Linked DNA regions of Homo sapiens: region 1 is linked to region 2. A link is a loop called in an ENCODE intact Hi-C map of the cell type or tissue named here. Cell type or tissue: PC-3. All regions are shown on one strand. Each heading gives the region's core, and the rest is flanking DNA. Links, peaks and the distances in the headings are about the cores only.

Region 1 (5,384 bases), core at 107-5,106, 200 kb before region 2:
CATCTCAAAAAAAAAAAAAAAAATTGCAAAAACTGCAATTACTTTTGTACCAACCTAATAGAAAAGCTATAGTTGGCTGGGCACAGTGGCTCATGCCTATAATCCCAACACTTTGGGAGGCCAAGGCAGATGGATGGCCTGAGCTCAGGAGCTCAAGACCAGCCTGGGCAACATGGTGAAACCCTGTCTCTACCAAAAATACAAAAAAATTGATGGCACACACCTGTAATCCCAGCTATTTGGGAGGCGGGAGCATGAGAATCTCTTGAACCCAAGAGGCAGAGGTTGCAGTGAGCCAAGATTGCCCCACTGCACTCCAGTTTGAGCAACAGAGCAACTCTGTCTCAAAAAAAAGAAAGAATTAGCCAGGCATGGTCACACCTGTAGTCCCAATTACTGGGGAGGTTGAAGTGGGAGGATCGCTCGAGCCTGGGAGATGGAGGTTGCAGTGAGCTGACATTGTGCCACCGCACTCCATACTGGATGACAGAGTGAGACTCTGTCTCAGAAAAAAAAAGAAAGAAAGAAAGAAAGAAATGCGCCAGGCACAGTGGCTCACACCTGTAATCCCAGCACTTTAGGAGGCCGAGGCAGGCCGATCACAAGGTCAGGAGTTCGAGACCAAGCTGGCCAACATGGTGAAACCCCATCTCTACCAAAAATACAAAAATTAGCTGGGTATGGTGGTATGCGCCTGTAATCCCAGCTACTCAGGAGACTTGAGGCAAGAGAATCACTTGAATCCGAGAGGGGGAAGTTGCAGTGAGCAGAGATCGCACTGCTGCACTCCAGCCTGGGCAACAGAGAGAGATATAAATGCTACAGTTGTTTCTTGTTTTGTTTCGTTTTGTTTTTGAAGTCAGGGTCTTGCTCTGTTACTGAGGCTGGAGTGCAGTGGTGTGATTATAGCTCACTGCAGCCTCAAACTCTGAGGCTCAAGCAATGCTCCCACCGCAGCCTCCCAAAGTACAGAATTACAGGCATGAGCCACAGTGCCCAGTAAAATGCTATAGAATGTTTGACAGTGACAGATGCTAAAGGACAAAACAGCATAGGGTAAGGAGGATTGGAAGTGTAGGGGAATGGGTTGCAAGTTTAAATAGGGTGGTAAGGGTAAGCCTCCTTGACAAGGTGCTATCTGAGCAAAGAGTTAAAGGAGGTGAAAGAGCAAATCTTGCAATCATCTAGGTAGGGAATAGCCAATGCAAAGGACCTGGAGCAGGAGGATGTCCAGCCAAAGAGCAGCCAAGGGGACAGTGGCTTGAATAAGAAAGATGGCAAGTACAAGATGAGATGAGAGAGTTAAAGGTAGGGTGAAGGAGAGGCAAAAATCAAGTAGGTCCCTGTAGATACAGACCACTGTGAAAGCCTTGGCTTTTACTAGGTGAAATGGGAGCCCCTGCTGAGCAGAAGAATGACATGTTCTGTCATATATAGAGATGTGGATATATAGATGTATATTTAAGAATCCATTCAGTTGTTTTCCTGATAATAAATTGGTAAGGAAAGGAGACCAGTTAGGCAACTATTATTTAAAATAAAAATTTTTAAAAAACAGATGGAAGATGATGGTAATATGTACCAGAGTTGATGGTAAGTACTCAGATTCCAGGTGTATTTGGAAGGTAGAGTCATCAGGATGTCCTGACAGATTAGTGTGAGTTATAAGGGGAAGAGAATGAGAAGGATGTCACCGACTGAAAGGATGAGGTTGGCATCAACCCAAGTAGAGAAGTCTGTGAGTGGACAGAATTGAGGTGGCGAGGAGTCGGTGGTCCTGAGATCAGTTTTGGGCATGTGAAGTGGGGGCTATTAGATATTCAAGTAGAGAAGCTGAGCAGGCATTTTGCAGTAGAGAAGCTAAGCAGGCATTTTGCAGTATACAGGAGAGTTCACATGGAACTTGTAAAAGTGGAGGGAAAGATGGAGGAAAAAATAAAATCGTGAATGTTATAGGATATGAGCAAAATGCTACCAGAGCTCAGAATAATAAATGAACTCTGCCAAGGAGGGATGAGGGAGCTTTAAGATCTTGAAGAATGTGCAGGATTCCTGAGTGAAGAAAGGAGAAAGGGCGTTCCTGAAAGAGGGAAGAGCCAGGAGTCAGGAAGGGGACAGGGAGAAGCTTCCATGGTTGAAGCCTCGACAAAGGAAGGCAGCAAGGGCCAGGGAGAAGACATGAGTGAAGATTTTAGCCAGATTATAAAGGGATAAACCAAGTTAAGGGAGGAAAAAAAATGTCAAAAAACTAACATGAAGATCTATGTTCCTGGTGCTCTGCTTTTTGCTTTATATGTCATTTAATTTTCATTGTCTATGATCATTTAAAATAACACTTCAGACCAGGCACTGTGGCTGACGCCTGTAATCCCAACCCTTTGGGAGGTTGAGGCAGGAGGATCAATTGAGCCCAGGAGTTTGAGGCCAGCCTGGGCAGCATAGAAAGACCCTGCCTCTTAAAAAAAAAAAAAATAGGCAGGCACCGTGGCACATACTTATAGTCCCAGCTACTCAGGAGGCTGAGGTGGGAGGATCACTTGAGCCCAGGAGCTCAAAGCTGCAGTAAGCCATGTTCATGCCACTGCACTCCGGCCTGGGCAAAAAGTAAGACCCTTCTCAAAAATAAATAGATAAAATAAAATAATGCTTCAGTTCTTCCTGATAAAAAACAATGAAAGAAAAAAATTAAAATAATGCTAAGGATTGACATTTCTAATGAAATCAAATATCCAAGAGGGCAAACAATATTATTCACTCCTGATTTGGTGAATTTTCACCCATAACTTAAATATAAGAACAAACATTCTTTACCACTCAGCTCATTTGTCCTTCTATAGTAAAAGTAGAAAAGAGGTTTTCTTGAAAGGAGATTAAAAAAAAAGAAAAGAAAAGAAAAAACATGGTTGCAGACGCCTGTAATCCCAGCTGCTTGGGGGCTGAGGCAGAGAATTGCTTGAACCCAGGAGGCGGAGGTTGCAGTGAGCCAAGATTGCGCCGCTGCACTGCAGCCTGGGCGACCGAGTGAGACTCCATCTCAAAAAACAAAAAAAAAAAAAAGAAAGAAAGAAAAAAAGGAGAAAAGCAGTCTATAGTAGGCCACCTCTGTGAGTCAGTCAGAATTCTCTCAGGGTTGTCTTTCTCAAAGGAGAAAATCACATAGAGGAGGAGTTAGAGGAAGGCTGTCTTTTAGATTTTTCTACCATTAATTTATTCAGCTGATGTTTATTTTATTGAGGGCCCTTTACTGCTAGGTATTATTGAAAGTATTCATTCAAATGCAAAGAAGAAAAAGTCTGCACGCATGAGGCAAATTTAATGTTCTTCAACACTATGAGTATGCAAAATGATCCATTCAAAGGCTGGAAATCCAAAGCCAGGCACGATGGTTTACGCCTGCAATCCCAACTACTCCTGAGGCTGAGACACAGGAATCTCTGGAACCCAGGAGGCAGAGGTTGCAGTGAGCCGAGGGAGACTCCATCTCAAAAAAAAAAAAAAAATTAACTTAAAAAATAAATAAATAAAACAAAGCCTAGAAATCTGAGCATTCCCAAGGGTTAGTTAGAAATAAGTGATCTGTTTTTTTAAAAAAATCTATTTTGTAGCCCGGCGCGGTGGCTCACGCCTGTAATCCCAGCACTTTGGGAGGCTGAAGTGGGTGGACCACGAGGTCAGGAGATCGAGACCATCCTGCCTAACATGATGAAACCCCGTCTCTACTAAAAATACAAAAAATTAGCCGGGCGTGGCGGCACGCGCCTGTAGTACCAGCTACTAGGGAGGCTGAGGCAGGAGAATCGCTTGAACCTGGGAGGCGGAGGTTGCAGTGAGCCAAGATCGCGCCACTGCACTCTAGCCTGGGAGACAGAGCGAGACTCCGTCTCAAATAATAATAATAATAATAATAATAATAATAAACATTAAAATTAAAAAATCTATTTTGTTTGTTCATTAGTCCCATTTAAAATTACCCAGTGCAGAATGTGAACCACCTAGTCAATTTGACTGCTTTCCTGAGCATCAACCTGTAAGAAATCAAGACAGAAGATAATTCTCATAAAAATTCCCTCCCTAGGGAACTCCCGGAAAGAAATTGTCAGAACATGAGTTTTCTAGTTAAAAGGAAACAATGTTGCAACTAACTCAAATCAATAAATGACTACCTCCATCATCCCTGTAGCCACGTGTGTGGAAATATGCTGGCAGCACAGCCAGTATTTGTGCTAACATTAGCACACTCAAGGAAAATCAAACTGTGCTCCTTAAGGCTGTCAGGCCCTCTTAAAAGCTTTCCCCTCCCACGATCTCTTAGATGAGACTGACATCTATGCAGAGTAATGGAAGAAGGCAAAGTCCTTTTTCATCTCCAAGGACTATGGCTAATAATGGCTACTCCCCAGATAATTGTATATAGTATCTGCCTAGATTAACAAACAGGAGATTGAGTAAAATCGAGGAAATCCAGTAGATGACACAGCCAACCTTTCCGGAATCAGGATCTTTTACATTTAGTGTTCCCTCTGCCTGAAACCCAGTTTTCCCCACATATTTACATAGCCAGCTGCTTCTCACTGAAGCTCCCTGGTGGGGCCTTCCCTGACCACTCCTTCTAAAGCAAGATCCACACGCCTGCCTTCCACAGTGATGTAACCACCCATCTGATAATAACCACACGCTTCTAAAAATCTTGATTCTTTCTTTTTGCTCTCTATCCCACTTGAATATAAATCCCACGAGAGCAAGCACCTAGTTTGTCTAGTTCCCTGCTGCAGGACCAGGTCTCAGACAGTGCCTGGCAGGAGGTGGGTGCCCAGTAAATATTTGTGATCTAATGAGCAAATGCAGGACCTGAGTAACCCGAGGCAGCGGGCCTACAGTGCCTGAAGTCTGAAGACCATTTCTCAATTGCTTCTTTTTTTTTTTTTTTTTTTGAGACGGAGTTTTGCTCTTGCTGCCCAGGCTGGAGTGCAATGGCGCAATCTCAGCTCACTGCAACCTCCACCTCCCGGGTTCAAGCGATTCTCCTGCCTCAACCTCTCAAAGAGCTGGAATTACAGGTGCCCACAACCACACCTGGCTAATTTTTTTGTATCTTTAGTAGAGACGGGGCTTCACCATGTTGGCCAGGCTGATCTCAAACTCCTGCCTCAGCCTTCCAAAGTGCTGGGATTACTGGTGTGAGCCACCGCGCCTGGCTGCTCCATTTTAATGGGTTAAATCCCCCATAAGCAAGTTAAAAGCAAGTATTGTGGCAATTAACTAGAGAATTCAGATGCAAAAAAAAAAAAACAAACCACTTTGACCTCAAATATCTGTTTCAAGAGAACGTTAATCTTTCAGTTCCTTAAATTCTTGACTTTACTTTGTATGTGTAAATCTGGCTA
Region 2 (5,384 bases), core at 127-5,126:
AAGCACAAAATGCTCTCGCCAGTCATCAAAATTTAAAGGCTATAGAGAAAGGGTTGGGGATGCCTCTGTCTGTTTACATACTATTTCCAACTCAGAATTTGTAATGATAGGGTTTATTAACTGGTGTTTTTAAATTGTATGAAAATGAAGCTTATATAAATTTCAAAGGAACGCACAGAGTGCCAAATGCAGGAGCCTTTGCAATCCAGCCTAAAATGCCACAGAAGAACTGGTGGAAATTTTTATCTCATATCCATCTCTTTTCCTCCAGCTGGGGGTCTTTTGCTAAAATCCAGATGTGGGACAATGCTATTTAATATGAGAACCAAACAGCAAATTTCAAAAACATGTATTTCTGGGAACTCCAGAACATGTAATCATTTGTCTAGATTTTGGTTTTTTTAATATAATTTAATATCAATTCACTTGTATATTTCTGTTGTTAGAGACTCCTGCTATAGATGAGTTCAGACTCCCAAGTTGCCAGCTACTATCCATTACTTAATATGGAATAGGACTTGATTTTTATTGGAGGGACATTCCAGAGAAAATGGAAATCAGGACGATTTCAGTGTTTACATTTGGGCCATAGCTTTGCATTAAACATGCTTTCCCTTTCCATCCCCAAGTTCTGAGAATTTAAATTTCTATTTATATGGGATTCATGTTTTAATTTTCATGAAAAAGTATGCATTTTCATCAAAACTAATTCCATGAGTACCGAGGAAACACACTTAAGTTTCTAAACTCTTCCTAAAAAGTAAATACAAGTGAACCACATAAATGAGTGAAAATTCCAGGTCTTCTGGGAGGTGTTATCATTTGTATTTTGGCACTTAATCTCTTCCATTGCTTTTAGGTCCTTGTGAACTATCTGTGAACTACCTCAATTACAGTGGAAAATCCAGGGTCTACCTGTCTGTCAGGTCCAGTCCGCAGCATCCCAGGGACTGATTCCAGTCCAAATGAGAACATAAGCACGTTTCCCTTAACACAAAACTGACCAGTGAAAATCCTCATTTGCAAAACATGTAAATTAGAACTTGATTATTCAGATCACAAAAGGATTCATCACAGGACTTTTTGAATAGAAAAGACTATTACATGTAAAGTACAGTATTTTATTTCAGGGAGAGATCCATTACATATATGCCAAATTTTTGAAAATCAGTTTCTAGTTAGAAAAAGGAAGGAAATTGGCTTGTGAAATAATTTAACAGGTCAAATTCACAATTGTATCAATCTTGGACAAATGCACCAATAATGTGAAGCAAGGAGTTACCGGTGTATTCCCTGGGGATGGCTGAACTAAAGCATATCCCTTATCCCCAGGAGCTTACGGTCTGCATAGGGAAACAGACAGTTAAATAGACAGAAGCCAGCATCAAGGCAGGCAGCAGAGCAATGATCCTGGAATGGCATGGTCAGTAAATGAGAGGAATTCACTCAGAACTTCTTCAGGATCATTGCCATGTGTATAGATGTAGAAACAAAATAGACATTCGGCAAGTAAGAATCTTTGGGACAATTAGCAGCATATGTTTTATTATTTCATGATAACATTCATCAAAATAGCTTAATGGGATAATTAACTCAGGCATGTGGATTCAATTCTGATCAGCTTTAGCAAAAAATAGTATATTTAGCCAAAATATGAGACACCTATATATTTTCCTGCCAGAAGGAAAATTGCACATATTTCCCAAGTTTTGGGGGAAAAGGGTGTCAGTTTGGACCAGTATTCATAGAAATTAACCATCGAGGCTGGACGCAGTAGCTCACGCCTGTAATCCCAGCACTTTGGGAGGCCAAGGTGGGTGGATCACTGGAAGTCAGGAATTTGAGACCACCCTAGTCAACATGGTGAAACCCCATCTCTACTAAAAATATAAAAATTAGCTGGGTGTGGTGACACAAGTCTGTAACCCCAGCTACTCAGGTGGCTGAGGCAGGAGGATTGCTTGAACTCAGGAGGTGGAGGTTGCAGTGAGCCGAGATCGCACCACTGCACTACAGCCTGGCAACAGAGCAAGACTCTGTCTCAAAATAAAAAAAAGAAAGAAGTTAACCATTGAATGCTGAGCTGAAGACTCTAAATTATCATTCTATAATAGTAAGTGGATAAACCAAAACTTATGATCTAGCCTTTGTTTTATGTTTGTTGGTAGTTTTCTTTCTTTTTGTTTTTCCTTAACAGAGCAGCATAGTTTATCACAGAATGTTAAAACTGGTTCTCAAAAAAATACAATTATCAAAAAAGGAAAGTTTCAAACAACTTTCTAAAAAGGGTATTCTTCATTTTTCTTACATTTTACATTCATTCTATGCAAATTTCTACATCCTCTCTATTAATCTCTGACTGTTACTAGCTTTGCTTGCTGGTGAGAGTATTTTTCACTGTAGCGTAAAATAATACTGCATTTCAAATTTTTAATAGTCATGTTTTAATCACTATAATGCAAAACAAATGTAGATTTTTCTATCATGTACCAAGGTAGGACATATTGAAGGTATTTCTGATTGTTTATATTTTGCAATTTTGAACCAAGTATGACTCTGGATACATAGCCATACTTATAAATATTTTTAAGTAACTTAAAATCATTTTTAAAATATATTAAATAAGACAGGTGGAATATGCTTTACTAACTGTAAAGTGCCGCATGGGTAAAATGTCCAGAGCACACCAATGTGGTTGCCAATTTAAATGCCACCGGAAGACTCAGAGCTCCTTATTGTGTAGTATTTATGTTTGTACAACTCATCAATGAATAATCAACTATGTTTGAGTCTGCCATCTCACTTTGAAAGAGATATGGTACCAACTCACTACATAACTATTTCAGTACTAATTCCTCACTGTTTTTAATTTGGGTCAGAGACTTGGGGATGGAAAGGGGAAGCATGTTTAATGCAAAGCTATGGCCCAAATGTAAACACTGAAATCGTCCTGAACACACTTCAACAGCGAATGTATGACAGCCCAGTGTAAAGCCATTTAGAAATAACAAGATGGACATGTACACATATGTAGGTTAAGTTCAACAGTATATAATGCCCAAAACAGTATATAGTGGGTATGAATTACTTGAACCGAGTTTAGTATCTTTATCCTTTTAGTCATAGTACTGTGTGGTTTTCTCCATATTCTCTTTCTTATTTATTTTTGTCCAATTAGAAAATAAAGCAGGGCAGGGTGGCTGCATCTGTTTACTTTCTGAGCATGGGTGTATGTAAACACACACACGTATCTGTCTATTTTTTCCAGAGGCTTCTATGTACACATCATATAAAAGTCATACTGTTAACATAAATCAACCCCAGAAGAGAAATTCCAGCATACCGTTTTCCCTTGCCTATTGTCTGTGTGTGTGTTTGTATGTCAGTCTGTCTTTTTTTATTCTGGCTTTCTCTCTTATTCAGTATTTATAAGGACCTTTAGGGCAGATGTCTAAAAACAACTGCATAGTCATCAGGAGTTAGGCGGAATGAAATGCCTTTGCTCATCTTCTCTACATGAGTGACCAGAAGAAAAAAAAGAAACACAGAGTATCAGACTTTAGAAACTACATGCAGGTTAAAGGGCACTGACCATCCTGGCTTGTGTTCTGCCTAAAGGACAAGGCTCTCATTTGATAAAGATCATTAGTCACCAAGATATATATTTTAGAGAGTTCCCAGTAGCGAATATTCTGTTGGCAGTCACTGGAGTGTACCAGATGGTTCATTAGCATAGGCTAGACAAGTCAAAGACTTTCAGAATCATTTAGAAAATGTCAAACAGAAACAAGAATCCTGTCACTTTTTATTAGAATTAACTACATCATACCCTGGACACAGATTTCACCTTGGGTCAGAAAAATTAATACAGAATTATATGAATTGTGTAATATACTGGGTTAAGATAGGTCTTTCTCCAGGGACTCATTTGCTGGCAATATATTAAGATCCCTCTACTTTAGGAATCCTCAATCCTTTCCTTTTGTAAGATATGAAAAGAGTTGACCTTGCTCAAAATCCACTGGTGTCTAATTGATTTGAGGTATATGCAGAATTTCAACAAGACATTCTTCTAAAGCTCTTTTGTGATCCTTTTCCCAGGAAGTTTGGTGAGTGGGGTTTACTGAATATTCAGCAGCATGTAAAGTATGTTTATGTCAAAAGGAAAATACATCCATTAATTGAACACATTGCTTTAGTAAACAGGAATTGAAATGCTATTGAAATGTTGCTTTTTTTTTTTTTTTTTTTAATGCAGATGTCAAAAACCTTGAAAACTTCCAGCTGGTAGAAGGTGTCCAGGAACAAGTCAATGCCGCCCTGCTGGACTACACAATGTGTAACTACCCGCAGCAGACAGAGAAATTTGGACAGCTACTTCTTCGACTACCCGAAATCCGGGCCATCAGTATGCAGGCTGAAGAATACCTCTACTACAAGCACCTGAACGGGGATGTGCCCTATAATAACCTTCTCATTGAAATGTTGCATGCCAAAAGAGCATAAGTTACAACCCCTAGGAGCTCTGCTTTCAAAACAAAAAGAGATTGGGGGAGTGGGGAGGGGGAAGAAGAACAGGAAGAAAAAAAGTACTCTGAACTGCTCCAAGTAACGCTAATTAAAAACTTGCTTTAAAGATATTGAATTTAAAAAGGCATAATAATCAAATACTTAATAGCAAATAAATGATGTATCAGGGTATTTGTATTGCAAACTGTGAATCAAAGGCTTCACAGCCCCAGAGGATTCCATATAAAAGACATTGTAATGGAGTGGATTGAACTCACAGATGGATACCAACACGGTCAGAAGAAAAACGGACAGAACGGTTCTTGTATATTTAAACTGATCTCCACTATGAAGAAATTTAGGAACTAATCTTATTAATTAGGCTTATACAGCGGGGGATTTGAGCTTACAGGATTCCTCCATGGTAAAGCTGAACTGAAACAATTCTCAAGAATGCATCAGCTGTACCTACAATAGCCCCTCCCTCTTCCTTTGAAGGCCCCAGCACCTCTGCCCTGTGGTCACCGAATCTGTACTAAGGACCTGTGTTCAGCCACACCCAGTGGTAGCTCCACCAAATCATGAACAGCCTAATTTTGAGTGTCTGTGTCTTAGACCTGCAAACAGCTAATAGGAAATTCTATTAATATGTTAGCTTGCCATTTTAAATATGTTCTGAGGGTTGTTTTGTCTCGTGTTCATGATGTTAAGAAAATGCAGGCAGTATCCCTCATCTTATGTAAGTGTTAATTAATATTAAGGGAAATGACTACAAACTTTCAAAGCAAATGCTCCATAGCTAAAGCAACTTAGACCTTATTTCTGCTACTGTTGCTGAAATGTGGCTTTGGCATTGTTGGATTTCATAAAAAATT

The links. Peaks named below come from ENCODE experiments on the same cell type or tissue, not always from the same donor. Only the 100,000 strongest peaks of a DNase experiment are listed, where the experiment ranks them.
Region 1: a loop joins it to region 2, with 2.0 times the contacts of the local background. A loop is called at or near these places in 1 of 110 quality-filtered maps.

The regions. Positions count from the first base shown.
Region 1 is chr1:199,972,473-199,977,856 of GRCh38, forward strand. No RefSeq gene overlaps it. Among named protein-coding and RNA genes, the nearest start is that of NR5A2, 53 kb to the right of the region's middle. In PC-3, for the core only: no CTCF peak of the experiment used is centred there; no DNase peak of the experiment used is centred there; H3K27me3 peaks cover 703 bases.
Region 2 is chr1:200,169,705-200,175,088 of GRCh38, forward strand. It overlaps NR5A2 (nuclear receptor subfamily 5 group A member 2), which reads left to right. Exons shown (of 8, transcript NM_205860.3): 8 at 4,259-5,384. The coding sequence ends at 4,506. Among named protein-coding and RNA genes, the nearest start is that of NR5A2, 140 kb to the left of the region's middle. In PC-3, for the core only: no CTCF peak of the experiment used is centred there; a DNase peak (open chromatin) is centred at 2,817; H3K4me3 peaks cover 860 bases; H3K27ac peaks cover 984 bases.